Regions from separate parts of the Homo sapiens genome. Here regions 2, 3, 4, 5, 6 and 7 are each linked to region 1. The links are chromatin loops, found by intact Hi-C in ENCODE. Cell type or tissue: endothelial cell of umbilical vein. All regions are shown on one strand. Region 1 overlaps MYO5B (myosin VB). Region 2 has its middle 45 kb from the start of ACAA2. Region 3 overlaps ACAA2 (acetyl-CoA acyltransferase 2). Region 4 overlaps LINC02837 (long intergenic non-protein coding RNA 2837). Region 5 has its middle 2.3 kb from the start of LIPG. Region 6 overlaps LOC105372112 (a long non-coding RNA gene). Region 7 overlaps LOC105372112 (a long non-coding RNA gene).

Region 1 (4,000 bases):
ATGACATCTATCCTCTCCCTAGAGGAAGTTACACTCATATGCTGAATTTTGCTTAGATTTCTGGGGGCTTCCATCACATTCCCAGTCATAGCCTCTTTAAGCATTCATGATCCTCAAGTTCAGAACTTTTATCACTTGCTAACCTTCATAAGTTTGTAGAGTTTTGTTTTGGTCCCTATAACTGTGTCTTTTCCCTTGTTTTGAACTCTGGGGAGAGAAGCTATTATTGAGGAGCTGCTCTGAGAGGAGCTGCAGGAATGCGGGTGGCACTTCTGCTTCCACAAAGCTTTCTCCTTTTTTACCTCTGGGAACTAAGAGACACCAGCATCATTATCACCATTTTATATATAGGAAAATGAAGGGGGAAGAGGGCTGTGAACATGAGCTGGGTGCTGGGCAGTTTGTCTTCTTTTCAGGGCTGTATATGGGAGAAGGATGGGGAAGTGGTTTAGGAGGGCACAAGTTGCCACTGCCCTCAGCCCAACCTCACCTCGGGGTGAGCACTTAAAGTCAGAGTTAGGTAGGGGCAGGAGTGTGGCCAGGGCTCTGGTCTGGCTCTTTGACAGTGCTCCTTTGATTCCTGTCCACTTCTACCCAAGCCTTATCAAGAGTGTAAAACTCCAAAGTGAGACTGGTGCATTCCCGAGGTCCCAGAAAACCTCCTAGCAGCTCCTCTCCATCCAGCAGGTCCCCGGCAAGACAGGAGGCCTCCAGGCATTGGCACCTGGGCTTGGTCGGGCGCACCTGGGGTTATTATTCACACCCGCCGCCCCCCGCCAATACACACACCAGGGGCCTGTCCGGGACAGCGGAGACTGTGTTTGACAAGGAACTGTGTGCAGTCTCAAGATTTGCTCGGAGCTGTTGGCTCATTTGACCTTGAGCCTCGGCTGCTGTGGGCTGCCTTGCTCAGAATGGCAAAGAAGGCGGGAAGAGCTAGCTTCTGCCCAGCCCCTCCCCAGAGGGCCCAGCTTTAACCAGTCCTGACTAAGAGCTCTTGGCTTTTTTCAAGGAGGTGATCATTTCCTTATGTTCCCCAAAGTTCTGCTGGTCCTGAGTTGGCAGCACAGTTTGGGTCTGCTGTAATTTCATGGCTAGGTCATATTAATCCACAAACTGTTCACCCTCATATGGCCAGGCCTAGGGCCTCAGATGTTTCTCTGTTGTTCCTGGTGTTTGGAGTGTGCCTTCCATTTCCCAGAGGTCCCAGGGAATATGCTAGGAGGTTGAATAGAAAGCTTGGGTATGAACTAAAGAAGTTAGGCTGTCTGTGGAGCACACAGTGGGCTTTTTAGAACCGGGAAACTGACCATCTCTGAGCTGGCAGGAATCTTGTCTGTTTCCCCAGGAAGGCAGGTTCTTAACTGTGGCGGGGCCATGGTTGATAGATCCTGTTTTTCCAATATCTTCACAGAGGCCAAGTAAATATTATCCTAGGCCTTGTCTGGCTTTTTATAAGATCTGGAAGAAACCTTTGCAATAAGGTTAGTAATTAAAGATCTGGAAGAAACCTTTGCGATAATTCAGTAGGCTACTTTCACTTTACCCGTAAAGAAAGAGAGGCCCAGGGCGTGGAGGTGATTAGCCCGGGCCACGGGCTCATTACAGGTGGGGCTGGGAGTTGCCCCAATGCTAGGTTCTCCAGCCAGTTTCCTGGATGCCGAGCCTCACTGCCCCCTGTGGCTGGAGACTGACTGCAGTGAGTTAACTTATCTCTGTGTGTCACAGTGGTCTCTCTGGAAATATTTGTAGATTTATTAATTGATATCAAGCACTTACATTTTCAACAAAAAATCCTGAGCCAAGTAGTTTGGGCTTTTTCTTTTCCCACCAGGAGGTGGCGCTCCCTCCCTGGCCTTGGCCCATAATGGCCTAAGTGGAGCTGGAGGAGCTCCTCCAGGGGTTCTTTCCTCTGGGAACCAACGGCTGAAGCAAGTTGGTTGACTGGTTTTTAGTTTACTCGTGTGTCTGATTTCCTGAGCACTGTGGGCTGCCTGGGCTGCACAGTTCTCTACTTTTATCTTTGTCAATAGTGCCTGGCTTGTTACAGAATTAAGAATTCTGGGAGTATGGCCCTGTGAGGCTGGTGGCCTGGGCATTCATTAATCCTAACTTCCTTGTGTGAGTCAGCTTCGCGTGCCCCACCCTAGAGAGCTCTGCAGTCTGTAGGTTTACGGGGACGACAGAGGTGAGGTGAACCTCTGAGACAGAGCCCCAGCAGCCCCTCCCTGGGGGGTGGGGGGCTGGAGGCTGGAAAGGAGCTTTAGTTCAAGGTCTGGAGACCCTGGGTCCTGGCGCAGGAGTCAGTGTCTCTCTGGTGTGGGAAAGGAGGTGGGTGGAGCCCAGGATCCCTGCACTTGTTCCCTTTCAGCGCTGATGCGCTCTACTTCCGGCCCTCCCCAAGAATCACTGCAGTGGTGCCTACAGTCCTCCAGTGAGCTGTGCCTTTGGGTTAAAGCACCAGCCATGAAAGGCCGTAGTAAAATGCAGGCACTAACATCTGAGACGGGATGATGCTGAGTTATGAGTTTGGGATTTGTTAAAGTCTATGTTGATGTTAATGATGGAGAGGTATAATGAGGCACATCGGACCCCCACTTCCTATCGTGGCCTGAAACAGTCTCTCAGGTTAAACATTAAAAGAGCCCTGGCTGAGGAGGAAGTCCCTTCAGATGGTGGGGGGCCTTAGGATTTTATTTTTGGTTTACAGATGGTTTGCACCCTGGGAATGAGGACGAGGGCATTACAGGTCCTCATTTAGGGCTGTTTGGATGCAGTTCTTGCTCCATTATTCCTGCCTGGAAAGCTGGAATCTGGCCTGCAGGAGGAGTACTCCAGGAACAGAGGCTGTTAGGAGCAGGGAGGTGCGGCAGAGTCCTGCTGGGGGCAGCAGGCCCCTACCTGCCCTCCTCCACCCAACTCTGCTGGCCCTTGAGTATCTCTGTGTGCCCAGGGCTGCGCAGGTTGAGGACCTAGGTGGAGGTGGAACATTGGACACACCTGACCTCCAGGAGCTGCCCTTGCTGGCATGGGGCAGACACTGGGTGACTTGGACACAGCAAAAGAGTTTGCATGTAGAGGGGTAAAGAGTTCTGCTTTCCCAAATTGAGTAAAAAGTGGTAACGCACCCCAGTCCCAAGGTCAAGGGGAGACATCATTCAGTTCTCATCTAGGGCATCACAAAACTTGTTTTAGCTATTGGAGAAAGACCCTGCAAGGAGAGCTGAAGTTAAGATTAGTTAATATTTTTGTGCCTTTAAGGAGTCCCAGAAAGATCTGCATTGAAAAGCAGGTAGTGTCTGCAGTCTCCTTCCTTACCCTGGGTGGGCCTGACGTCCCCCAGGGGCTTCCCATGCTGCTCTGCAGATGCAATGTGTTCCCCACCATGAGCCTGCTCACTGCCTCCCGCTTCCTCCATGCACACTTAGGGTTCTCTCCTCCCAGCCCCTTTTGCATCTCTCCCTGTGCTTGTCTGAATCAATCTGATTGAGGGAAGCACCATGTGTGAGGCTATGTGAATGCTTCCACACTACCCACACTGCTGCCTTGCTGCCATTTACAGAGTTACCAGAACAAGCTGGCCCTCTGCTGTCTCTGGGGCAGCATGCTTTCCCACCTGGGGTTATTAGCAGGCCCCACATGAGACCACATGAACCCACTTCCAGGACAGTACCTGAAACTGGAGGACTTATGGGAGAGATGCTGTTTGCAGGTGACAGGAGAGGAGGAAGGGAAAATGGGAGTTCTTGAGCCTTGCCTTTTTTTCGTTTCCAAACCTTGGCTAGAATCTCCTCACTTTCCAGGACTCCCTGCCTGCCTGTCTCTTCCGTCTACACTGGACACCCTGTTTTTCTGTCCTTTGTTTCTAGCAAGACTGAGGATTGGGGATATTTAAATGAAGATGGAGAACTCGGCTTGGCCTACCAAGGCCTAAAGCAAGTTGCCAGGTGGAACATATTCCTTTCTTCCTGTGTCTGCTTTGTCCGTTGGGCCTGCTCAT
Region 2 (4,000 bases), 90 kb after region 1:
GAAATAGGCTGGGCGCGGTGGCTCACACCTGTAATCCCAGCACTTTTGGAGGTCGAGGGCAGATCACTTGAGGTCCGGAGTTCAAGACCAGCCTGACCAACATGGAGAAACCCCATCTCTACTAAAAATACAAAATTAGCTGAGCGTGGTGGTGCATGCCTGTAATCCCAGCTACTCCGGAGGCTGAGGCAGGAGAATTGCTTGAACCCGGGAGGCAGAGGTTGCAGTGAGCCGAGATCGTGCCATTGCACTCCAGCCTGGGCAACAAGAGCAAAATTCCGTCTCAAAAAACAAACAAACAAACAAACAAACAAAAAAACCTATTGACCTATTGAAATAAAAAATAAAAAAAAGGAAAGTCACAAAAAATAATAAATTGCTCAAAATCGTACAGAAGTAGAGCAAGTAGCTGCTCACACAATTTCCTTTACCCTTGTCTGTCTCTATAGATTATCATGGAGTGTGTGTATGTCTGCACATACACATGTGTGTACCTATGTGTTTTCAAAAGAGAAGGAGTGGAGAACTGGGGGAGATACCAAAGATATTGCCACCTGGCACTAAAGATCAATAGAAAGTGGGGTAACTATGGGAAATTTACTTCTGACCCAGCTACATGCTATAGAGAGAGTTAGGAAATAAAGCCAAATGCATCAGAGGTTTCCCCTAGGATGACCAGTTAATTTATCATCCAAACTAGGTCAGTCTTGAAAAGTGAAAGAGGACATTATTAATAATTACCCTGGGACAAAAGGTGTAAACTGGGACTGTCCTAGGCAAACTGGGACCTAGAGGACTCTAATAACCAAAGTGCATTGCAGTAACTCCACCTCAAGTTCAAGAAAGCTGAGCAAATATATTAAGTATGGATTGTTGGGTATGAAGATGATAAAGTAGTTGGTCAGAGTGGGATTCACTGAGTCCTTGACATTTGAGCAAATGCTTGAAGGAGGTGAAAGGTGGCCACACAGGTGTCTGGGAGAAGATCAGGGGAAACCAGTGCCCAAGCTGAGGCAGGAGCATGCCAGGTGTGTTCAGGGAACAGCAGTCAGTGCAGCTGGAGCAGAGTGAGTGGGGTGCATGTTATGCAGAGCCTTGTAAGTCATTAAGAGGGACTTTGGCATTTATTCTGAGTACAACCAGGAGCTACTGCAGGCTTTTGAGTAGAGAAAAGACATCATCTGACTTGCATTTCTATCGATATGTTCTACTGAAATGAACTTCAGAGGGACAAAGTTGGAGGCAAGGAGGTCAATTAGGATGCTATTGCAGTCATCCAGGCTAAGGAATAATGGTACCTCAGATCTGGGAGTCTACAGTGGGGGTGGTGAGAGGTTGTCAGATTCTGGATATATTTTGAAACAGTCTTGAGATTTTCTAATGGGTTGATTGGCTGTGAGTTGGCAGAGAGAAGTCAAGGATGATTCCTGGGCCTTTTCTCTCAGCCACTAAGATAGAGAAAGCTGCAGGCAGAACAGGTTTTGAGGGGAGTTCAGACATTCAGATGGAGATGCCAAGCAGGCCCTTAGGTGAAGGAGTCTGGAGTCTGAAAGCATTTGGGATGGGGATATAGACTTGAGAGCCATCAGCTTATAAATAGGACTTGGTCAAGAATGGGTGGCCTCCATCCTAGATGGATATAAATAAGAAATAAATATCAATTTTTCTTCTTATAACATTCCTAGGTTTTCATTTTTATGACTTTAAGAAAAATATGAATGACAAAAATAAAACATAAAATCAAATATATCTGTATTGCCCTTTGGGGGACACCATCTCTTGCTCACTTTACACAGTAAGTGCCATTTCCTTCACCTCCATGGAAAACATTTCGTAAATTACTAAGTTGAATAACTTAAAATATAGGACGGGAACATACATTTTAAAGGAATGCCTTTGTAAATGAGAAATTGTTTTTATAAAGTGATTGATGACTTTTCTTTCCCATTCTCTCTATTCTATTTTTTATTTTAAATTTTAAATGTGAGTACTAGAACTTCATTGACTGGGTGACTTGCAGTAGTCCAGCAATAAGCCCGGGCACACCTTGTACCCTAGGTGGCGCCTCAGGCTTGGGCTCCCTCGGTCACCTTCTCATCAGCATCTCAAAGAAGCATCTCAGCGAAATTGGCCTAACTCCTTCCCTTTCACTTCCTGGGACTTGAGGAAGAGAGAGAAGGAGCCAGGAGTAAAGAAACCTACGGTAGCAGGTGGGACGCAAATGCCCCACCTCCTGGCCACTGCCCCAGTACTGTTGGCCAAAGTCACTGCCTTTTGTTTCTCGTCAGTGAAAATGTGCAGTCACAAAGCCCCGAGAGCTGGGGAGTTCGTGTAACACAGCCCCTGAGCCAGTAACAGACCACAGGCCCTCCCTGAGGTGCTGAGCACCAGGGCAAGTGAGGACATGGAGGGACACAGCGGGGAGCATGGTCTGGAGCAGCAGAGAAGATGGGGTGACAATCATGGCACTCCCCACGCTTCTCTCCTGGAGCCCCTGGAGCCAGGGTGGCTCCGCTTCCTCACCCTGTCCCCTGTACTTGAGAGTCCACAGCTGCCCCCAGCTGCTCTCATGCAACAGAGCAGGGCTGCAGGAGCTGTCTGTCTATCCCTCCTCAATTTCTATGACATCAGCTGATACAGCTGTCACCAGAGAGGTCTGGGGGGGATGGGGAGCAGCAAAAAGACAAGCATGGGGAGATGTGTGTCCTGTGCCCTTGTCTTCCTTCCCCACTGAACTGTCCAGCTACCAGGACAGGAGCCATGCTGCAGACTCCACTCACACAGTCTAGTGCCTCTGGTATGAGTGCCTCAGCAAAGAAAAAAGCATCTGATAGATGCAAAACCTTCCAGGAGCACAGCCACCATGGAACGCAAGTCCCCACCTGTCTGTGCTGCCGTGTCTACTCTCCGCAAAATCCACCAGTTCCAATAAGTGAGAGCAAAGGAAGTCATGAGATAAGCTCCCCCAGAGCCAAGCCCTGGACCAGTCTCAGCACAGCCGGGATGTAGACACATTTCAGAAGCTTGGACCTTCTGGAATGTTGTAGAAACAAGGGGCATTGGCAGAAGTAAAATGCAGAATTGGATCTTAAACATGAAGTTCCTTGGGAGCCTTTTGAGTAATACAAGATCAAATTAGAAACCCCACAATGAAGTAACATGCTGATACCAAGAGCAAGCTATTCTAGCTACACATACACACACACACACGTATTCCTCAGACTACATTTCTAGATTGCAAAGAAAAGCTACATCCCCATGAGCTGAGGCCCACAGTGCAGACGAGATGGAACTCATTCCATGTTGGCCTGTAGGTTTATACCTGGTGTGACCATGAGCCTAGTGCTGGGACCCTACTCAGACCATCAACCAGGGCTCTAGGCCTGCGTCTTCCAGGGAGAACTAGCAGCACCCCCAGCCTTGCTGTCTCCCAATTCTATGCATCAGGTCATTACCCAGGCTGCTTTCTGGTCCCCACATGTAGCTCAGAGCCCTGAGATCACACGGATCTGCCCAGCCCTGGGAGGAGGCAGTCTGCCCACTGGAGACATTCCATTCCATTCCATACACTTCAATATGTTCATTATAGACGTGAGCTCCAAGAGGGTCTGGAACCCCCAGACTGTTGTTCTTACTGCACATGGTAAGTGGAGAAAACAAAATATCCACTGAAAAGACAATGGCTGAGACAAGACCATGTTATGAAGGATACATTTGTGTTTAGTCCCTTTGAACATTCTAATAGGCAGTTTTAGAACAAATAGGAGGAAGTCCTCTTTACATGGGTGCAAAGTAACTTCAGCAACTTGTTTTCACCAAGCAATAGTACAAGGTGAAAACAGAAATATTCTTAAGACCAAAAACATTTAAACATTTCTCAGTGTAATGAGGGGGGAAAAAAAAGCACTTTCAGCTGTAGTACATGACTTTATACCTATGTTTAAAAATGCACATACAGTTAACAACACTGTATTATATACTTGAAATTTTTGTTAAGAGG
Region 3 (4,000 bases), 70 kb after region 1:
TTACTGACCTGCCATCTCAGAGATCCTTCAGTGTAAGCCTACAGGTTCTACTCAAACAATACCACTTACACTGACTTGGGATTAATACTCAACCATATTTGCTGCCATGTCCCTCAGAGAAGACATATCTCTGTATAGAGTTCCTAAGAAAAAAAGCTGGCATGTTCATATTTTGTCATCTTTCACTATGTGTCTCAAATTTATGTCAGCAAGAACTGCAAGATATTTTGACACATATGAAAAGTCAATCTTAAGCTTATTAGCTTTTGGCTATCCACTATTGGCAAAAGATAACTTTTGTCTTAGAAATGGAAGGTGGTGGAAAAATTAAACATCCGTATGTTGTTATGGCATTTATTATTTTGATATCTAGGGTAGTGGTTCCCAACCTCAGATGATTGTCAGAATCCACTCATAACCCCCACACCCTTAGATTTTGTTTCAGTAAGTCCAGAGTGGAGCCCAAGAGCAGAGTTGGTTTTGTTTTTTGTTTTTGACACAGAGTCTCGCTTTGTCACCCAGGCTGGAGTGCAGTGGCGTGATCTCAGCTCACTGCAACCTCATTCTTCCCAGTAGCTGGGATTACAGGTGCCCGCCCCCACGCCTGGCTAATTTTTGTATTTTTAGCAGAGACAGGGTTTTTCCACGTTGGCCAGGCTGATCTCAAACTACTGACCTCAGGTGATCCGCCCACCTCAGCCTCCCAAAGTGCTAGGATTACAGGCGTGAGCCACCATGCCCAGCCCAAGAGCAGAGTTGGTTTTTTTCCTGCATACACCTAGATGCTTTTGATGATCAAACAAATGTATGTGACATGGGTTGGCTATTTTATACTCCTTTTTCAGTTTAACTTTATTTAATAGGTTCTGGTAGATTAGCATAGCCAGTGAACCAAGAAAGCGTTGTTTTCCTTCCTTCTGTTCCTGGGCCTGAATATTTGCCCTAAAGTACAAAGAATGCTCCTGTGGTAGGATTGTCATTTTTCCTCGGGGCTTGAACAGAGCTGTACATTCCAGATGTCCCACAGTATCAGCTGCCCCCTTCATCTAGAAGTTTGGCTGTCACTTGTATATAGTGATGGGATTAAACAAAGTAACTCGTTGAAGCATCCCAGATGAATAAGTGGGGAGAATAAGTTATTAAGTATCTAGTGGGAACTGGTTTGTTAATCTAACTTACAAGAATAGTGGTTCTCAGTTCCATGATTACCTAATGACTAGCAATCCTTAGCCCTGCAGAATAGCTGCAGACCAAAAAAAAACGGGGAAAGCCATGACTTGAAAAGAATAGTACTGGTTCTGAGGAAATACACAGCTATAGAAAGACAGCACTCCCTGGAACTCCTCAGGGGTGGCAATGGTAGAGGTTGGTGGGTGGAACTTTGAGCCTCTTCAGCTGGAGCAGTCTGGCATTATCTATTACTTGGCATCATATGCAAAAAGAATTCTGATGCTTAAAGAGAAAAAGGTGGAAAACCCATTCAGAGTGCTATTGATGAGTAGCTTGTTGCCCAGAGAGATGCACAAAGTCGCACAGCTATTAGTGACAGGAACCAGGACTAGAAATAAGGTCTCCTTTTCCTAACAAGAATACTAAACCTTCCTGAAGTCCCAGTAAATAACAGTGGTCTGGGAAGAGTCCTTTAAAAATCGAGTTATGGCCTAGCATATTGTTACGGTGGATTCTGAGTTAAAGTGAAAGTACGAGTCATGCTTGCTGTGTTGTTTATGCAGACAAGGAAGTGTGTACAGTGGTCTGAACATTGTCCACCTTTTATGTGTCTGTCACCACTGTTGGCTACTTCATCCCCTCACCAGGCTGGATAACTGATGCTTTACTACTGACTACCCATCTCATTTTCATGATTTCATGCTTTAGACATACAAAGAGAATCTGGAATCAGATCCTGTAGTAAATCAGTAGCTGTAGTAAATCAGTAGCCACATGAAACTGGCATTTTAAATTGAAGTGCATTAACTGGATAGTCCTAATCAATAAGCACGTGGTTTGTTGTCCAAAGAGTATTTTAACTACGTGACAAAATAAATATTATATTTAGGTTTCATTATGCCTTTCTTGTAAAGACTGATTTTCCATTTTATAAGGTAAAATGCTTGTGAAACTTGATGCAGAATATTTGACTACTTGAATTCAGCAGAACATACTACATATTTTTCTTTGTAGACATTTTTGGCAGTTTCATTCTTTAAGAACAAGTCGAGAAGTAGATAATCTTCTCTACCCAAATTTTTTACCTTTTGAGAAAAAATATGGATTTAAATTATGAGCAATATTAAACTCTCATTACATCATCAGAAATCTGGGAGCTAAAGTTTATTTCAGAAGTCTTATTAGATGGAGTTGCATTTCTTAAATTAGGAGTTATGTTTTATTTAAATTTCCTGCCTACCCTTGGAGTTGTAAACATCACCTTACTTCATAAAACCTTCCCTGAAGTGCCTCGTAGTTTCCCATCTCTCTGTGCCCATGTGGAGATACTGCTATTTCTTGTCTTTTATCCAAATGGGCCTGAAAATTCAGAGTGTAGCCACAGTAACTTCTGTGCTGTGAATGCATATGGCTTGGATCCCAAGTAGAGCACTCAGTCTGCCTTGCTCTTTGATATCAATTATAATCTATTAACATAACTAAAATCCCATATATGGACTCCTTTGGCTGTTTTCAATCTTAAAGCCGTTTATGGTAGAACTTTTCATGTAATTCTCTTATCTGCAGTTTGAATGTATAAACAACTTTTCACCTTGGTTCCATTTTATTTTTATTATTATTTTTTTTCTTTTTTAGAGATGGGGTCTTGCTGTGTTGCCCAGGAGGCTAAAGTGATCCTCCCACTTCAGCCTCCCAAAGTACTGAGATTACAGGCATGAGCCACCATGCCTGGGCCCTTTTTCTGCCTCTTTATGGTCACTTCATTTAATAGGTACGGTCAAGGTAGTAAGATTTGTGGCTACTAATAACTGCCGCATTATTTCTTCCTTACTTGGAAAGAAGGAGAAGCTTGATACGTAAATATAAGATGACATTTATTTCTATATTTTTATAGAAGATTTTTATTATTATATAGGTCCTGTCCCTGCTATCAGTGGGGCACTGAAGAAAGCAGGACTGAGTCTTAAGGACATGGATTTGGTAGAGGTAAGTGTTTTTTTTTTTTTTTTTTTTTTTAACAACATGAATAAACCATGTACTTTTATAGCATAAATGACTTTAATTTGGTCTCATTGCTCTTTGAATTTCATTGTAGTTAGCCTTTCCAAATGATGTACATCTAAATAAATAGTACCTTCATTAGATGCCTTGTGTTGATACTTTTCCCCACCTGGTTAACATGCTTTATTTATATTTGAATATTCAAACTGCCTGATTTCTCTTACTCAAGTATAAATTCCTGGGAATTTCTTACTACTTTATAAAACTGTTACATTTTAGACTATTAACATGCCTGTTGAATATTAAAGTGAAAAAATATATGTAAAATAATTGACATAATAGAAAAGCAATATTTAGTGCCAAATCTACAAGTTTCTTGCCCTTCTCGCCAGATAGAGCCCCCTCCCTTAAATGTATCTTTGGCTTTTATACGATAGTTGTAGCTTGATTTGGGATGCACCTATCATAATTTTTGACACTGGAACTTAAATTTATTGAGTGATTTCTTTTTAAATGTTAGTATTAGAACTAAAGTGTCTTAAGCATAATTAAAAGAAGAGGTGGAGAAACATTTAAAGATGGTTATATACATTCCACACTTTTGGAATATTTATTTGAAAATTTTAGGTGATTAAGCATGTGATGCCTGGCATTGGGAAATAACTAATAGAACAAAGGAAATCTATTTAACTTGATAGCGAAGGGGTAGGCACAGGTGTGATTTCCTCTATGATAATCTCTCACACAGGAAACCATGATTTCAGACAAATGGTTTATCTTTAAATCTCTTCCACTTTTAGCAGATCACAGTTCAGAGCCTCAAAGAGGC
Region 4 (4,000 bases), 350 kb after region 1:
AGCAATTCTCCTGCCTCAGCCTCCTGAGTAGCTGGGATGACAGGCACGCGCCACCACACCTGGCTAATTTTTATATTTTTAGTAGAGACAGGGTTTCACCATCTTGGCCAGGCTGGTCTCTAACTCTTGACCTCAGGCGATCCACGCACCTGGGCCTCCCAAAGTGCTGGAATTACAGGCATGAGCCACCGCACCTGGCCTGGATTGTCCTTTGTTTTTGTTTTGTTTTGTTTTATTGTTTTTTGAGACACAGTCTCACTCTGTCACCCCGGCTGGTATGCGGTGGCATGATCTCAGCTCACTGCAACCTCTGCTTCCCGAGTTCAGGTGATTCTCCTGCCTCAGCCTCCAAAGTAACTGGGATTACAAGTGCATGCCACCATGCCTGGCTAATTTTATATTTTTAGTAGAGACAGGATTTCACCAGCCTTGGCCTCCCAAAGTGCTGGTATTACAAGCATGAGCCACCACACCTGGCCTGGATTGTCCAGTTTTCTTCTTAACTAGTTAAATATAATCTTTTTTTTTTTGAGACAGGGTCTCGCTCTGGTGCCCAGGCTGGAGTGCAGTGGTGTGATCGTGGCTCACTGTAGCGTTGATTTCCAGGCTCAGCGATTCTCTCACCTCGGCCTCCAGAGCAGTTGGAACCATAAACACGGGCCAACAAACCTGGCTATTTTTATTATTATTATTTTTTGTAATGATGGGATCTCGCTACATTGCCCAGGCTAGTCTCCAACTCCTGGGCTTAAGCGATCCTCCTGCCTCAGCCTCCCAAAGTGCTGGGGTTACAGGCATAAACCACCATGCCCAGCAAAATCTTATCATGTATTAACTTTTTAAAAAAATCTACTCCTGGCCAGGTGCAGTGGCTCACGTCTGTAATCCCAGTGCTTTGGGAGGCTGAGGCAGGTGGATCAGTTAAGAGTTCAAGACCAGCCTGGCCAACATGGTGAAACCCTGTCTCTACTAAAAATACAAAATTTAGCTGGGCGTGGTGGCAGGCGCCTATAATCCCAGCTACTCGGGAGGCTGAGGCAGGAGAATCTCTTGAACCCAGGAGGTGGAAGTTGCAGTGAGCTGGGATCATGCCACTGCACTTCAGCCTGGGAGACAGAGTGAGACTTCGTTTAAAAAAAGAAAAAGAAAAATCTACCCCTGATAATTCCCACCTATTGGATTTAGTTCTGCACCCTCATCCATGCTGTGATCCAAGTCCCAGAAGACTGTCAACGTGGATCCCACTCCAGGGTCTTTTCTGTTCCAGGCCAAACATTCCCAATCTACCTAGTAATACACTAATTACAAGCTGCAAATCGGACAGGCCTGGTTTGAAATCCCTTGTCTACAACTTTATGCCTAAGTACCCTTGGCAAGTTACTCAGTATTGCTTATCTTCATTTCCCTCACCTGTGTAAAGGGAATAGAAATGCCCACTCCAGGCCAGCCGTGGTGGCTCACGCCTGTAATCCCAGCACTTCGGGTGGCTGGGGCAAGCAGATCACTTGAGGTTAGGAGTTCAAGATCAACCTGGCCAACATGGAGAAACCCCCTCTCTACCAAAAAATACAAAAACTGGGCTGGGCGCAGTGGCTCAGGCCTGTAATCCCAGCACTTTGGGAGGCCGAGGTGGGAAGATCATTTGAGGTCAGGAATTAAAGACCAGCCTGGCCAACATGGTGAAACCCCATCTCTACTAAAAAATACAAAAATTAGGTCGGGCGCAGTGGCTCATGCCTATAATCCCAGCACTTTGGGAGGCTGAGGCAGGCAAATCATGAGATCAAGAGATCAAGACCATGCTGGCCAACATGGTGAAACCTCGTCTCTACAAAAAATACAAAAATTAGCTGGGTGTGGTGGCACGCATCTATAGTCCCAGCTTCTTGGGAAGCTGAGGCAGGAGAATCACTTGAACCCAAGAAGCAGAGGTTGCAGTGAGCCGAGGTCATGCCGCTGCACTCCAGCCTGGTGACTGAGCGAGACTTCGTCTCATAAATAAATAAATACAAAAATTAACCAGCGTGGTGGCGGGCTCCTTTAATCCCAACTACTTGGGACATTGAGGCAGGAGAATCGCTTGAACCCATGGAGGCAGAGGTTGCAGTGAGCCGAGATCATGCCACTGCACTCCAGCCTGCACGACAGAGTGAGACTCCGTCTCAAAAAAAATTTTTTTATATATATATACAAAAAATTAGCCGGGCATGGTGGCACATGCCTGTAATCCCAGCTACTTAGGAGGCCGAGGCAAAAGAATCACTTGCACCTGGGTCTTAAAAGAAAAAAAAATTGCCCACCTCAGAGACGTATGTCAGACAGACTCCAAGATGGCCCCTGCGGCATTCACCTGCTGGTACTCATTCTCTTGTGCCACCCTGGGGAGCAGGGACAGGGTGCTCCACGCACCCTTTGCCCACAAAAATGATGGGGGAAAGCTTCTTCCGACGCTGAACTGGTGCCATCTAGTGGCCCATGGTGTCCCTCAGCCACTCCACCACAGAAATGAAGTTTTTGTGAATAGTAGTATTTAGGGCTTCTTTCCGGACTAACCCTTGGCAATATCCAAGACAAGTTTTCCCATAATTTTGGTATCCCTTTTCTGAAATTCTCTCCCATGACAGGCAGGTGTAATGGAAAGAAAGCAAACAGTGTCAGGCTCACCTAGCTCTATGCATAATGCATCCCCAACCACTTACTGCCTGTAGGGCCTTGGGCAAACTACCAAACTTCCCTGAGCCCCAAGTTCATCCTCTGTAAAACGTGGGTCGTACAATCCTCCTTACAAAGTGATTCTGGGAAATATGTGGGAGGAACCATACCCAGTGCTCAACATGCAAGTAGATGCTCACTAAATAATTAGCTGTATTTTCGTGTCTTCCCCTTTATCATCGTTCCATCCTATCTTCTCTCTGGGCTCCAGAATTACTTTCCATTACCTAAAATATTCATTGACACTAAGAAGCGTGAGACTGAATGTATTCCTCTCCCCAGGAACACAAAGGATTCATGCCAGGAGGCCTGGGGTTCCGTCCTGCTCCAGGTCTGCCATTTACTGGGTTAGTTAACCTTTCTCGTAACACAAAAATTGCGTTGTAAAGATTATTTGATTTAACAAATGCGAAGTAACTCACATAAAATAAGCATTCAGGCCGGGTGCAGTGGCTCATGCCTGTAATCCCAGCACTTTGGGAGGCCAAGGAGGGCGAATCACTTGAAGTCAGGAGTTCGAAACCAGTCTGGCCAACATGGCGAAACCCTGTTTCTACTTAAAAAAAAAAAATACAAAAATTAGCCGGGCATGCTGGCGTGCACTTGTAATTCCAGCTACTTGGGAGGCTGAGGCACTTGAATCTCTTGAGCCTGGGAGGCGAAGTTTGCAGTGAGCCGAGATCATGCCACTGCACTCCAGACTGGGAGATAGAGTGAGACTCTGTCTCAAAAAAAAAAAAAAGCATTCAATAAATATTAATATTCATTCCAGAAATAGATGAATTTTACAAGAGGAAAGATGGAAGGAGGCAACTCTAACATAATTAGTCACTGGTGGAATTTTAGAAATGAAGTCAGATATCCAGGCACGAATCGTATCTAACTGCATTGCCGACTCTACATAGGTATGTTAATCCCAGTCTCATTGTCCCCTTCAAGTTTTTAGAAGAGTATTTGTCACTGGGTATGTAGAGCAAATCAACTCTTTAATAATTGTTAGTACAAAGGAGTTAGCACGTTGAAAAGAAATGGAACATGGTGAAGAGGAGGACGGGGAAGCGGCTGACTGCACATATAGACAATGCTCACGCAGCTGAACCATCATTTATTGCCAGGGCATGGTGGTTACTCCTGACTCTGTCCATCACCCAGGGTCCCAGCTGGAAACAGAATTCGCCAAGTGTAGCTCAAGTGAAAAAAACCCTAATGAAGGGACTCCCAGTAGAGGCATAGATAGAGTTAAGGGAGCAAACAAACAAAGACTGGTCACCTTCCCTTGGATAGAGGA
Region 5 (4,000 bases), 300 kb after region 1:
CTCTCCCCACTGCCATCCCAAGTGGCGGAGGCGGACATTTCCCTGAAACTCTGCGTCCGCTGGGGAGGCGATCCCTGGAGAAGGAGAGCATCCTCTCCAAGGCTCAAAGCCACACTCTCTCTGGGAGTGGTCTATCCGCTCCCTGGGCCGGGAGTCCGTCGGGGGAGAGCCACCTGGTCATCCCCTTTGTCCTCCTCTTCTCCCTCCCTTCCCGCCTAGCGAGGGCCGCAACAGGTGCAGAAGGCGCGGCCGCACAATAACCCGGCGGAGCTAAGGGGCTGTGAGCTGCGGCCGGCGCTGGAGGATCGCACAGTACCTGCTCGGAATGCTCGCTCCGCCACTAGCTGCAAAACTCCAAGCGAGCCAGCCAGCTTCTCCGAGGCGGTTCTCTCGTCCGCAATACGTGGGTGATAATGTATCGGCGGCTTAGGGATGTTGGGAAAACTAAGAGTTCACGTAGCAAAGCACTTAGCGAGGCGCGGAGCTCGTGGCAGGCGCTCTCCTACGGTGGGGTGGAGGGCTACGGGAACACCAGGCGACCTCCTCAAAGGGACCAGTGAGCCGAGATTTGGAGTCTAAGACGCGTGGCCAGAGCCCAGTGTCTGCCGATGAGCACTCACTCCTTGGCGAGTGAAATCAAGCATCTCCTTTCTCTCTGTTCTCCATCATTTCCTCCCGGCTCTCCTTCCCTTTATTGATCCGGGTCCTGCGGCAGAAAGCAGCGAGCGGAGGGAGAACTTGGCCCGGAGTCTGCGTCTGGCGCTGGGGAGCGGGGACTGAGCCCGGAACACCGACGGGGCGGCTGCGCCAACAACCACTGCGGACGCAGGGCGGGTACGAGAGGCTGAGAGGCTGCGTCCCGCCATCCAGCCTCGCTCCAGCCGGGAGGATCCGGCTCTTTAAGACGATACCCTTAACCCTGCAGTCGCCCGGAACAGGTCCTGCCCCTGCCTGGGGAGGGAAAACCCCCACAGCAGTCCCGCGCCCCTTCCTCCCTAGCGTCGAGGATCCAGCTGGAGAGACCTGTGCGAGGAAACCGAGCCGGAGCCAGCAGATCCTGTTCCGACCTCGCCTCATTACTTTTGTTACTCCAGCTGCCAGCAGAGCACGCTTTGTCCCTCCCGTGTGCTATCATTCATTAACAAGACTCAGGCGGGCTTTAGTTTTTTAGTATAGAACTCAATGGTCTGTGTGCGATGGTAAATATCACCCCCGGATATGTTGTTCCCACTCTGTCTCTCTCTTCATGAGGAAACTATACAGACATAGGTCTAATGTTATCTCCATTTTACAGATGGGAAAACTGAGTCATGGGGACAGGCTGCAGATTTGAAGAAAGTCTCAAGACAACCAGGTCTCTCTTCTCTGCTCTAGGTTCAATTTGGCCAATTGACCTTTAAATGTGAGCTCTTGGCAACCTGGTCTAGTGGCTGAGGCAGGGGGTAAGCTGTAGTCAAAAGTCCTCTTCCCTAACCCTGGCAACATAGACACTCATCTCTACCAAAAAAAATTTTTAAATTAGCCAGGCAAGGTGGTACACCTGTAGTGCAAGCTATTAATACTTGGGAGGCTGAGGCGGAAGGAGTCCTTGAGCCCAGGAGTTCAGGGCTGCAATGTACCATGATCACACCACTACACTCCAGCCTGGACATCAGAAGAAAAAAACTCCTTCCCTGTTCTGAGTTGCTCATAGCCATGGTCCCTAGAACATTAACTGGATAATGTGGAGAGTGTGTCTTGAGAGCCTTTGTTATAGGTGAGATACCCCCACGGAAGCTAGGGTATTTTGCAGGGTATTGTTGGAAGGTAGTCCTGCAAAGTTAGTTATCCTGCCTAGAAAAAAAGAAAAACCCGGCCGGGCGCAGTGGCTCACACCTGTAATCCCAACACTTTGGGAGGCCGAGGCGGGCGGATCACCTGAGGTCAGAAGTTCGAGACCAGCCTGACCAACATGGAGAAACTCCATCTCTACTAAAAATACACAAAAAATTAGCTGGGCGTGGTGGCGCATCCCTATGATCCCAGCTACTCGGGAGGCTGAGGCAGGAGAATCGCGTGAGCCTGGGAGGCGGAGGTTGTGGTGAGCCAAGATCGCACCATTGCACTCCAGCCTGGGCAACAAGAGTGAAACTCCTTTGCAAATAAATAAATAAGTAAATGAAAAACCTGTGTTTTACAGGTTCAACAAATCAACATCTATTTTTTAACTGCCAAGGCTATGAAACCATTTAGGTTTTATTGCTAGTTGGTTAGAGTGCCCTCCTGTGTCTCCACATTAAAATAACATGCGAGAATTTTCAAAGGACATCATGAAATTATAATTGTAGCATTAGAATGTATGATGTCAACTGTTCTGCTTCATCCTTCCCAAGAACAAGGAGATCTGAAGAGCCTCTCGCCTGGAGGAGTTCCAGCTGAGGAGTCTTGATGGAACTTCTGCTGTGTTGCAGTCAAAATTTCAAGGTCTCAGACAACACAAGGAAAGGGTTCCATCCTTATGTGGCAGCCCAGCATCTAAAGACCCTTCCAATGTTAAAGGAATAAATCTTCTGCTTATGATAAGACCCAACTCTCCACTAAAAAAAAGCTCAAAAGCAATTGCTCACCTTCCCAGCCCCAGCCTCTCTTGCAGCTAGAGTCCCCGATTCAAACTCAGTCAACTGAACTCTGAACTGGAAACTAATGAGGCTGGAAGCACATACCCACGCCACTCTGCCAATGGACAGCCAGCTCTGGTTCTCTGGGGCAGCAGTGGAGTCACCCCCAGACTAGTCTGCAGTGGGATTTGGGACATTGCTGTCTGCCTGAGTATATCCTCCAAGCCTGGTTCTTCTGCCCTGCAGATTCCAGTTGTTACCCAATATTCTCTTAATGAGGTCCTCTTTTACATACATTATCCAGAGACTGTTTATATTCTTACAACCAAGAAAATGACTTAATTGCCAGAAGCTTATTGAGCAGCTGCTAGGGAGGAAACACTGGCCTGGAGACCATGCCTGTGCTCTCACAGACACAATACAGAAAGTTACAAGTGCCAGAAGGCTGGCTGGTATGTAGGAGTTCCCAGATATCTGGACCAATGCTGTCCAACAGAAATATATAATACAAACCGCATGTCTTGGTCAGTTTGGGCTGCCAGAACAGTATACCATAGACTTAGTGGCTTTAAACAGAAATTTATTTTCTCATAGTTCTGGAGACTAGAAGTCCAAGATCAGGGTACCAGCATAGTCGGTTTCTGGTGAGGGCCCTCTTTCTGGCTTATAGATGGCTGCCTTCTCACTGTGTCCTCACATGGCAGAGAGAGAGAGAGGAGAGAGAGAGAGAGAGAGAGAGAGAGAGAGAAAGAACACGCTGATGTCTCTTCCAATAACAACTCTAATCCCATCATGGTGCCTCACCTCATAACCTCATCTAAACCAAATGATCTCCCACAGGCCCCATCTCCAAATACATCATAGGGAGTTAGGGCTTCAACATAGGAATTTGAGGGGGTCCCAATTCAGTCCATAGCGGCACATGTATAATTTTATGTTTCCTAGTGGTCCTATTATAAAGGTAAAAAGAAACACATGAAATTAAAATTAAGTGGCTGGGTGTGGTGGCTCACGCCTGTAATCCTGGCACTTTGGGAGGCCAAAGTGGAAGGATGGCTTGAGGCTAGGCATTTGAGACCAGCCAGGGCAACATAAGGAGACCTCATCTCTACCCAAATAAATAAGTAAAAACATTTTTAAAAAGAAATTAATATTAATAATATATTTTACTTAACCCAACATGTCCAAAATATTATTTCAACATGTTGCCAATATAAAAAAATTATTGAGATATTTTACATTTTTGTTTTGAAATCCAGTGTGTATTTTACACTTACAGCACATGTCAGTTCGGACTAGCCATATTCAAGGGCTCAATAGCCACATGTAGCTGGTTGCTACCATATTGGACAGCATAGATCTACAATGTTAAAACTAAAATAAACCTTAGAGATCATTTAGTA
Region 6 (4,000 bases), 190 kb after region 1:
CCAGCTCCTTGCTATATTTTTCTGTTCAAGATGATGCTATGTTGTTGGTGGTGTTGCTGTTTCATTTTGGTTTTTCAAAAAATGAGCTGTGCTGGGCTGCCTGCCAACTGGTGCCCCGACTCCATCCAGAAAACCAGGGGTGCTGAGCTGAGCAGCACCCCACTGTGAAGCCTCTGCATATCCCTAGACTCCCAAACCAACGGGTCCAATCTACAATTTGCATCTTGTCTTGGCAGAAATCTCTTCTGCAAGAAATGGTTGCCAGTGTCTGAATAAGACTCAGTCGTTTTAAGCAACATTCAGAACAAGATCCCAGAACAGAAAAAGAAGTTCCAATTTTCCTTGTCTTTTCCCTTGAGTCTTACAGGCTTTGCCTCTTGATTCTTTACAGCAAACAGAATTGCCTCTAGGTAAAGATAAAAGTGAATGGACTCTCAGTTTTCCTTAATCTAATTACAAATGTATGCGTTGGCTTATCTTCTATCTCATATACACATAGCATCTATTACATATTACTCCCATGCCTCAACATGCTCTGATTTAAGGCAGATGAAGGGGTTATTTGCAAAGATAACTAATTCTGTTTGGTTTAATCATATAACTATATCTTTACTGTCTGTTATTTTTTTTTCCTCTCAGGCTGGAGTGTAGTAGCTCACTGCAGCCTCAAACTCCTGGGCTTATGTCAGCTGACTATTCTAAATCAAGATGAGTCATTCCCAAGAGACATTTCAAATCATTTTGGAGAAGTAAGATATTCACACATGAAGCACTTGGATATTCATAAATAGGCACCTCTAACCCATGAGTGGGTTAATTCATACAGGTCAGGATTCTGTCATATATAAGGGACAAAAAGTCCACTGCGGCTGAAGGAAAGGAGTCAGGGAAGCACAAGGACAGTGCCTGTCTCAGGGACAGCTAGGACGGGGGGCTCCCAAGATAGACCGAGAGAGACTCACTCTCCTCTGGATTCTGCTTCCCAGTGCCAGCCCCCAGGTTTGCATTATTCTTCCTGCTGCAGAGGATTCCTCTAAATGGCAGTGGAAGGCAGGTCAAGGGCAAGACAAGACAAGACTGTTGAAGACCATGCAATGGACTGAATGTTATGTCCCCCCAAAATTCCTATGTAAAAATCCTAATCCCCAAGGTAAGGGTATCAGGAAGTGGGGACTTAGGGAGGTAATTAGGACCTGGCAGTGGAGCCTTCATGAATGGCATTAGTGTCCTCATAAATGAGGCCCAGGAGAGACCCTCTTGCCCCTTCCACCATGTGAGGACATAGCAAAAAGTCACCACCTATGTCTTAGTCTGTTTTCTGAACTGGGCAATTTATAAAGAAAAAGAATGTATTTCTTACAGTTATGGAGTCTGAGAAGTCCAAGGAGGAGGGGGCACATCTGGTGAGCATCTTCTTGCTGGTGGGAACTCTGAAGAATCTCAAGGCAGTATGGGCTATCACATGGCAAGGGGACCAAGCGTGCAAACCCACTTCCTCAGGTCTCTCTTCCTATTCTCATAAAGCCACCAGTTCCCCTCCTATGCTAACCCATTAATCCATTCATCCACAAATGGATTAATCCATTCATGCATAAATGGTTTAACCCATTCATGAGAGCAGAGCCCTTCACTTACCTCTTAAAAGCCCTGCCTCTCAATACTACCACATTAGGGATTAAGTTTCAACATGAGTTTTGGAGGGGACATCCAAACTGTAGCAAGCTGTGAGCCAGAAAGCAGGTGGTCACCAGATACCAAATCTGCTGCCACCTTGATCTTGAACTTCCCAGTCTGCAGAACTGGGAGAAATAACGTCTGTTGTTTTTAAGCCTCCCAGTCTCAGGCATTTTGTTATAGCAGCCTGAACAGACTGAGACGCTCATATCACCCCTGCTCAGCAACCTCCACCAGAAGGAAAGGGTCGTTCTCATTGCCTCCCTATGTCAAAATCTCAAGGTAGAATGACAGCTGACCAAACCCTGGTCATGGGTTGCAGGGACCAATCATCGTGTAGGTGGGGGGTGGGGCTACTGTGATTGGCCAAGCCCGGGTCACACGTCCATCCCTGGGACCCTGCAGTGGAGTCACGTCATGGCAGCCCCAGCAAGGTCACAAGTCTGGAGTTAAAGAGTTGCACTTCCCCAGAGGAAGGGGGGTGGGCGGTATTATTGCCAGAAGAAAGGGAAAGGGCCATTGGACAGGCCAAAAACAACAGATGTCCACTATAATTATGTTCCAAGAGTTCCTCTGAAAGTGGTTGTTTGGAACTAAATTACATTTCCCAATGAAAACAATTGTATAACAATGCCTTATGTTTGCATGGCGTTTTATGAGGCACTTCCTTACCCATTATGTTGTTTGACCCCTCGGTTGCCCTGCCAGGTAGAAAGGATAGGCAGTTCCCTTCTGCCACACTGAGCCAGCCCTTAAAGTGCTGCAGCTGAGGGGCCCTCTGTGCCGGCTCCCGGGAGCCCTGAGGTTCTGGGCAGGGAGGCAGTTTCGGTGGAAGAACTTCCAGGACAGGGGCAGGTGTTGTGGGGAGCTGGCTGCTTCTGCCAGGCCTGAATGCTTCTGCTCCCTTCTCCCCTGACTGAGGCCTGGGCCCCTTGGATGGAGTCCCCAGGCTGTCTCCAGGGCTGTGTAAAATGCTGGTTGGAGTAGAAGTAGAGCAGGTGGAATGAGAAAGGGGCAGCAGGGAGCCCACACTGCATCCGGGGCAAGGGGCGGAGCTGAGCTGAGCTGAGCAGCACTGTGAGTGGCTGGAAGTAGGAAATGGGAGGAAGCAGTGGGGCGGGGGCACTTTAAAGGCAGAAATATTTCATTTTAATTTATCCACTGCATGATACTGCAATACAACTCTCCTCATATAAATCCCTGACTCACCAGTTAAACTGTCCGGGACAAGACACGCAGCTTGTCTGAGGAGGTAGGGTGGGTGCTGAGGGATCACACGGAAGGGACAGAGGGAAGGAAGATTTGGAGAGCTCTGGAGAAGCAGGAAATTGGAACCAGAGATGCCTGAAGGACACATAAACTCCAGGGATGAGCAGGAATTGTGGGAAGACATTGGACACCCCAGGATGGGAGGAGAGGTGTTCTGGTCACAGGGCTGGGGACCTCTGTTCAGTAGGATGGCAGTCGCCACCCCAGCCTCAGTGCTCTGTGACCTGAGCCCCAGCACCAAGTGCAGACCCACACCCAGGCCCTAGAGGTGGTGGCCAGGGATAGAGAAGGCTAAAGAGGAAGACAAGTGGTAGGAATATGAAGGGAGAGGCCCTCTTCCTCAGGGATTATGGATGGACACTGATCATTCTCAGGGGAGGAGGGCAGACCAGGCAGAAGCCTCAGGGGTTGTCCTCCATAAAAAAGTTAAAAGTAATCAGCAAAAACGAGAAGAAAAGAAGACACTTCCCACATCACCTTTCTCAGAAACTTCCAGTCATTCCCTAGGACCTAGGGCACTAAAGGCCTTTGAAATCTGCAGAACCTTTGACCTAGTAATTCTGCTTCTATAAATTTATTAAGAAATAATCCGAGGTACATGTAACTATGTATATACAAGAATGCCATCGAGCCTTCACATACCCTGAAAAATTTAAAATAATCAGATAACCATTAATAAAGAATTGATTAAGTACATTACAGTCTTCCCTCAGTATTCACAGAGAGATTTGTTCCAGGATCCCTGAGGATACCAAAATCTGGGATGCTCAAGTCCCTAATATAAAATGGCATAGTATTTGCATATAACCTACAAACATCCTCCCCTAGACTCTAAACCATCTCTAGATTGCTTATAATATCTAATACAATGTAAATGCTATGAAAATAATTGCTATACTATATTTTTAAATTTATATTATTTTTATTGTTGTATTGTTATTTTTACTTTTTCAAATACTTTTGATCCAAGTTTAGTTTAATTCTCAGATGCAGAACCCACAGACATGAAGGGCTGGCTATAAAGATGAATTACTGTGCGTCCATTAAAAATCAGGTT
Region 7 (4,000 bases), 130 kb after region 1:
TAAGGAGCAGACAGAGGGAGTGCAATAAGTTTGAGAATGTCAGGTTTGATCCAGGAAGACACCAGACCATGGGAGGCAGCAACATGCAACAAGCTATATTCGGTGGCACTTGGACAGTGTGGAAGGAGACGGTGTGTCCCTCCCGGCAAGGGGCCTTCTGCAGCTGGCAGGCAAGACCACCACCCAGAAGGGGAGTAGGGCTAGGGTTGGGGAGCTCCTGGGGAAGAAAGGGGAGTTGTCCGGGTGATGTCCCTCCACAAGGTGGGGAGTCCCTGGGTCCAAGAGCTCTGAAGGGCAGCAGCGATGTGGAGTCCTTCACAGCCACAGGGTTTGTCTTATCCATGGTCAGCAGATGTTGGAATATGCAAAATAGGTAGGCTCTAAATGGCCAGAAATACAGATGCTCCCCAACTTACGATGGGGCTGCCTCCTGACAAGCCCATCATAAGCTGAAAATGTCTAACCCCATGGAAGGTCAGAGAGCGTACCGAATGCACAGTGCTTTTACACCATTGTAGAGCTGAAACATTTTTAACTGAACCATTGTAAGTCAGGGACCATCTGTATGTTTATTTGGATGATATTCCAAGCAATTGGATATGTAAGAATTTGAGTTTAGCACTGGCTGGCTTTGGGCTAATGGTCCTAGCCTGCTGTGAATAAATGAACAAGACAGGAACATGTTAGGCCAAGCCACTGAGGCCACACTTGGCCCGTTCACATAACAGTGAGATGCAGCTGAGCGAGTATGTCTCCCAGATGTGGGTCCCCCACCAGCCAGGCATGTGTAGAACCCCCATCAGATAAATTGAAATTATCCCCAGAAAACTCAACCCTCCAGGGCCTGAGGAAGTTCCCACTGTGATTTTCTTTCAAGGAATTAAGTAAACAATAATCCTTTAAGTATGAGTGGAACTTTATCTTTTTCAAAGCCCTTTCATATTTGCTTCTTGCAACACCCTCTGACAGAATCAAAATAGGAATGCCCCACGCCCCCACCCTTCACAGATGGGGACATAGGCTCAGACATGTGAAAAGGACACTTGGGAACAGGAACAGGCACAGCCAAGACTGAAAGCTGGACTCCTAAACTTCTGACTGCTCTATTTTGCCAAACCACTAGGGAAGCAGCTGGAAATTGTGCTCATTGAGGGCGAGAGAGGACAGATCAAGACTATTTTCTGCCCTGCGTTCCTGAATTGCACAGACTGACAAAGATTTCATGATCTTGGGCCATGATCATGAGCCATTTGCTCCCTTTTTTTTCTTGAGATGGAGTTTCACTCTGTCATCCAGGCTGGAGGGCCGTGGCACGATCTCAGCTCACTGCAATCTCTGCCTCCCAGATTCAAGCCATTCTCCTGCCTCAGCCTCCCAAGTAGCTGGGATTACAGACACGCACCACCATGCCTGGCTAAGTTTTGTATTTTTAGTAGAGACGGGGCTTCGCCATGTTGGCCAGGATGGTCTTGAACTCCCGACCTCAGGTGATCTGCCCACCCTGGCCTCCCAAAGTGCTAGGAGCTAGGATTATGGGAATGAGCCACTGTACCTGGCTTTTTTTTTTTTTTTTTTTTTTTTTTTAATGAAATGGGGCAGTTCTTACGGAGTTTAAAGAGAAAGTGAGCTGGGTGTGTTGGTTCATGCCTATAATCCCAGCACTTTGGGAGGCCAAGGCAGGTGGATCACAAGCTCAGGAGATAGAGACCATCCTGGCTAACACGGTGAAACCTCATCTAAAAATTAGCCAGGTGTGGTGGCACACACCTGTAGTCCCAGCTACTCTGGAGGCTAAGGCAGGAGAATTGCTTCAACCCAGGAGGCAGAGGTTGCAGTGAGCCGAGATCAAGCCACTGCACTCCAGCCTGGGTGACAAAGCAAGACTCCATCTCAAAAAAAAAAGAAGAAAAAGAAAAAAAGAGAGAAAGTAGTATCAATGTCTTTGCTTTGCCTCACCCACTGTCTCAGCTAGATGTGTCCCTGAGTAATTTAGGCGTCTCACAGATAGGGGAATGGAGGCCCATGAGAGGAAGTCTCATCCAAGGCCCAGAGCAACTGCAGTGCCTTTTCCCCATCGGGCTTGCTCCAGCCTTTGGGCCCTAGGGGGCGCCAGAAAGCCTCACCTTTCCCAGAATCTATGCTGAGAGGAGAATGTTGCCACCAAAGGCCCAGTGGAGGCCATTTGGCCTCCCCCTCTTCATGACATTGTTCACCCAAGTCTCTGCAGCACCCCAATCCTGGGACCCTCAATATCAGAACTCAGTGCTCTAGGGGCCCAAGAGCGGCCTGGCTTCCCTGCCCCACAGGAGTTTAAGGCCCATGGGCTTCTTTTCCCAGGAATTCCTTCATTGCTCCAAAGCCCTTCACCTTTACCAGGAAATAACTCTCCAGGGTGGCCCCAGACACTGCCACTGGGATGCCCCAAACTCTCTTCTGGAAGCCACTCCTCGCACTACCGAGGCCCAAGGGTATTCACCCTGGCCCCGACTTGCTGCTGTCATGTGGCCAGCCATTTCCAGAAATGTTCTGGTTTGAGGACCGAAAGGCCCACGTCCCGGGAAACCCCTCAGTCCTGTGTAAACTGGGACATTGGTCACTGTATTGTCATCTCCCTCATGGTAGGTCGGCTCCAGCCCAGGGCTCAGCCCAGTTCTTGGATCCCAAGCACGGATTTTGATTATTACTCCAAACCATGGGCCAAGTAAGAGGTTCTTTCTGCTGATCTGTAAGGGTCGGCAGGGGCCTGCCCTGTGCCCAGTTCCGCCCCTGTCCAGCCGAGGAAACAGACTTAGTTATTATCTTAGCAAACAAGGAGAAACTGTGTGAGTGAAATAGGATGGTACCATTGCCAGAGTAAATAATAGTAACTGTGTTAAATCTCCAACAAGCACCAGGTTCAACACTGGGAGCTTTGCGTCGACTCTTGCATCTAACCCTCACTGCAAACTACGAGGTAGGTCTCTTCCATGCTGGTTCTACGGATGGCGACTTGGCAGCTCAGTGATCATCAGCTTGCCTGAGGTCACCCCGACTCTAAGGGCACAGTCACAAGCTCTTTCAACCATGTTACCCTGGCGCAGGAGACAGGGCATCTGGCTTCTCATCCCAACTTTTTCATTAGCTAATTACATGACTTTGAGGGAGTCCCTTGGGACCCCGGAGCCTCCACTGCATTGGATAAATGAGAGCTCTAAGCAAGGTGCTCTCCAAAGTCCTTTTGTGGGTAGCTTAGTGATAGAACATGGGCCCTGGGCTGAGATGGGGTTGAGTCGAATGTCAGTGCTGCCACTTACAACACAAGTGGACAGGGACAAGTTACTTAACCGGCCTTCACCTATAAAATCAGGAAACTACCTCCAGTCATTTGTGGTAAGGAGTAAATGAAATGAGGCACCAAGGCTGGTGTTTATGAAAACTTTTTTTTTTTAAATGCCAGCTCTTATTGTTCCAGCTCCTACATTTTAGGACATTGTGTCTCCCTACCCGACCCCCTTTCACCAAGTCCTTATAACAGATCTATATTGCCCAGAATGCATTGCACGCAGAGCTAGAGAAAACTTCTCGGCTGGGCTTGGTGGCTCACACCTGTAATCCCAGCACTTTGGGAGGCCCAGGCAGGAGGATCACTTGAAGTCAGGAGTTTGAGACCAGCCTGCTGGCCAACATGGTGAAACCCTGTCTCTACTAAAAAATACAAAAAAATAGCCGGGCATGGTAGTACTTGCTTATAATCCTAGCTACTCGGGAGGCTGAGGCAGGAGAATTGCTTGAACCTCGGAGGCAGAGGTTGCAGTGAGCTGAGATTGCGCCACTGCACTCCAGCCTGGGCAAAAAGAGTGAGACTCCATCTCAAAAAAAAAAAAAAGCGATAATTTCTTGATTCTTTTTCTCAAATATGCTTCCAGAAAATGGAAAAGACGTGTCCATGGGAAACAGAGAGAGGTGGCCCACAGAGATGGAGGGGAGCAAAAGAGTTGGCTGAGGCCTGACCCAGAAGATA

The links. A loop is a pair of places that touch in the nucleus more often than their neighbours do. Peaks named below come from ENCODE experiments on the same cell type or tissue, not always from the same donor. Only the 100,000 strongest peaks of a DNase experiment are listed, where the experiment ranks them.
Region 2: it touches region 1 in a loop (10-fold over the local background); 11 of 110 quality-filtered maps call a loop at or near these places.
Region 3: it touches region 1 in a loop (2.7-fold over the local background); 19 of 110 quality-filtered maps call a loop at or near these places.
Region 4: it touches region 1 in a loop (11-fold over the local background); 99 of 110 quality-filtered maps call a loop at or near these places.
Region 5: it touches region 1 in a loop (17-fold over the local background); 82 of 110 quality-filtered maps call a loop at or near these places.
Region 6: it touches region 1 in a loop (3-fold over the local background); 3 of 110 quality-filtered maps call a loop at or near these places.
Region 7: it touches region 1 in a loop (6-fold over the local background); 4 of 110 quality-filtered maps call a loop at or near these places.

Annotation. Positions count from the first base shown.
Region 1 is chr18:49,856,760-49,860,759 of GRCh38, reverse strand. It overlaps MYO5B (myosin VB), which reads left to right. Exons shown (of 40, transcript NM_001080467.3): 30 at 3,870-3,947. Among named protein-coding and RNA genes, the nearest start is that of SNHG22, 45 kb to the right of the region's middle. RefSeq lists an enhancer at 3,661-4,000. In endothelial cell of umbilical vein, a CTCF peak has its summit at 1,838 (motif pointing right); a DNase peak (open chromatin) is centred at 1,879; H3K27ac peaks cover 541 bases.
Region 2 is chr18:49,766,264-49,770,263 of GRCh38, reverse strand. No RefSeq gene overlaps it. Among named protein-coding and RNA genes, the nearest start is that of ACAA2, 45 kb to the left of the region's middle. In endothelial cell of umbilical vein, a CTCF peak has its summit at 2,044 (motif pointing right); a DNase peak (open chromatin) is centred at 2,073.
Region 3 is chr18:49,786,447-49,790,446 of GRCh38, reverse strand. It overlaps ACAA2 (acetyl-CoA acyltransferase 2), which reads left to right. Exons shown (of 10, transcript NM_006111.3): 8 at 3,086-3,156. Among named protein-coding and RNA genes, the nearest start is that of ACAA2, 25 kb to the left of the region's middle. In endothelial cell of umbilical vein, no CTCF peak of the experiment used is centred here; a DNase peak (open chromatin) is centred at 1,786; H3K27ac peaks cover 895 bases.
Region 4 is chr18:49,509,295-49,513,294 of GRCh38, reverse strand. All of the region lies in intron 2 of LINC02837 (long intergenic non-protein coding RNA 2837), which reads right to left. Among named protein-coding and RNA genes, the nearest start is that of LINC02837, 12 kb to the right of the region's middle. In endothelial cell of umbilical vein, a CTCF peak has its summit at 2,475 (motif pointing left); a DNase peak (open chromatin) is centred at 2,474; H3K27me3 peaks cover 202 bases.
Region 5 is chr18:49,557,777-49,561,776 of GRCh38, reverse strand. It overlaps a transcript of LIPG not described here. Among named protein-coding and RNA genes, the nearest start is that of LIPG, 2.3 kb to the left of the region's middle. In endothelial cell of umbilical vein, a CTCF peak has its summit at 2,263 (motif pointing left); DNase peaks (open chromatin) are centred at 416 and 2,256; H3K4me3 peaks cover 1,115 bases; H3K27ac peaks cover 1,144 bases.
Region 6 is chr18:49,662,858-49,666,857 of GRCh38, reverse strand. All of the region lies in intron 2 of LOC105372112 (a long non-coding RNA gene), which reads right to left. Among named protein-coding and RNA genes, the nearest start is that of LIPG, 100 kb to the right of the region's middle. RefSeq lists enhancers at 1,874-2,719, 2,720-3,567. In endothelial cell of umbilical vein, no CTCF peak of the experiment used is centred here; a DNase peak (open chromatin) is centred at 2,227; H3K27ac peaks cover 1,868 bases.
Region 7 is chr18:49,726,860-49,730,859 of GRCh38, reverse strand. All of the region lies in intron 3 of LOC105372112 (a long non-coding RNA gene), which reads right to left. Among named protein-coding and RNA genes, the nearest start is that of ACAA2, 85 kb to the left of the region's middle. RefSeq lists an enhancer at 3,586-4,000. In endothelial cell of umbilical vein, a CTCF peak has its summit at 2,088 (motif pointing right); a DNase peak (open chromatin) is centred at 2,119; H3K27ac peaks cover 770 bases.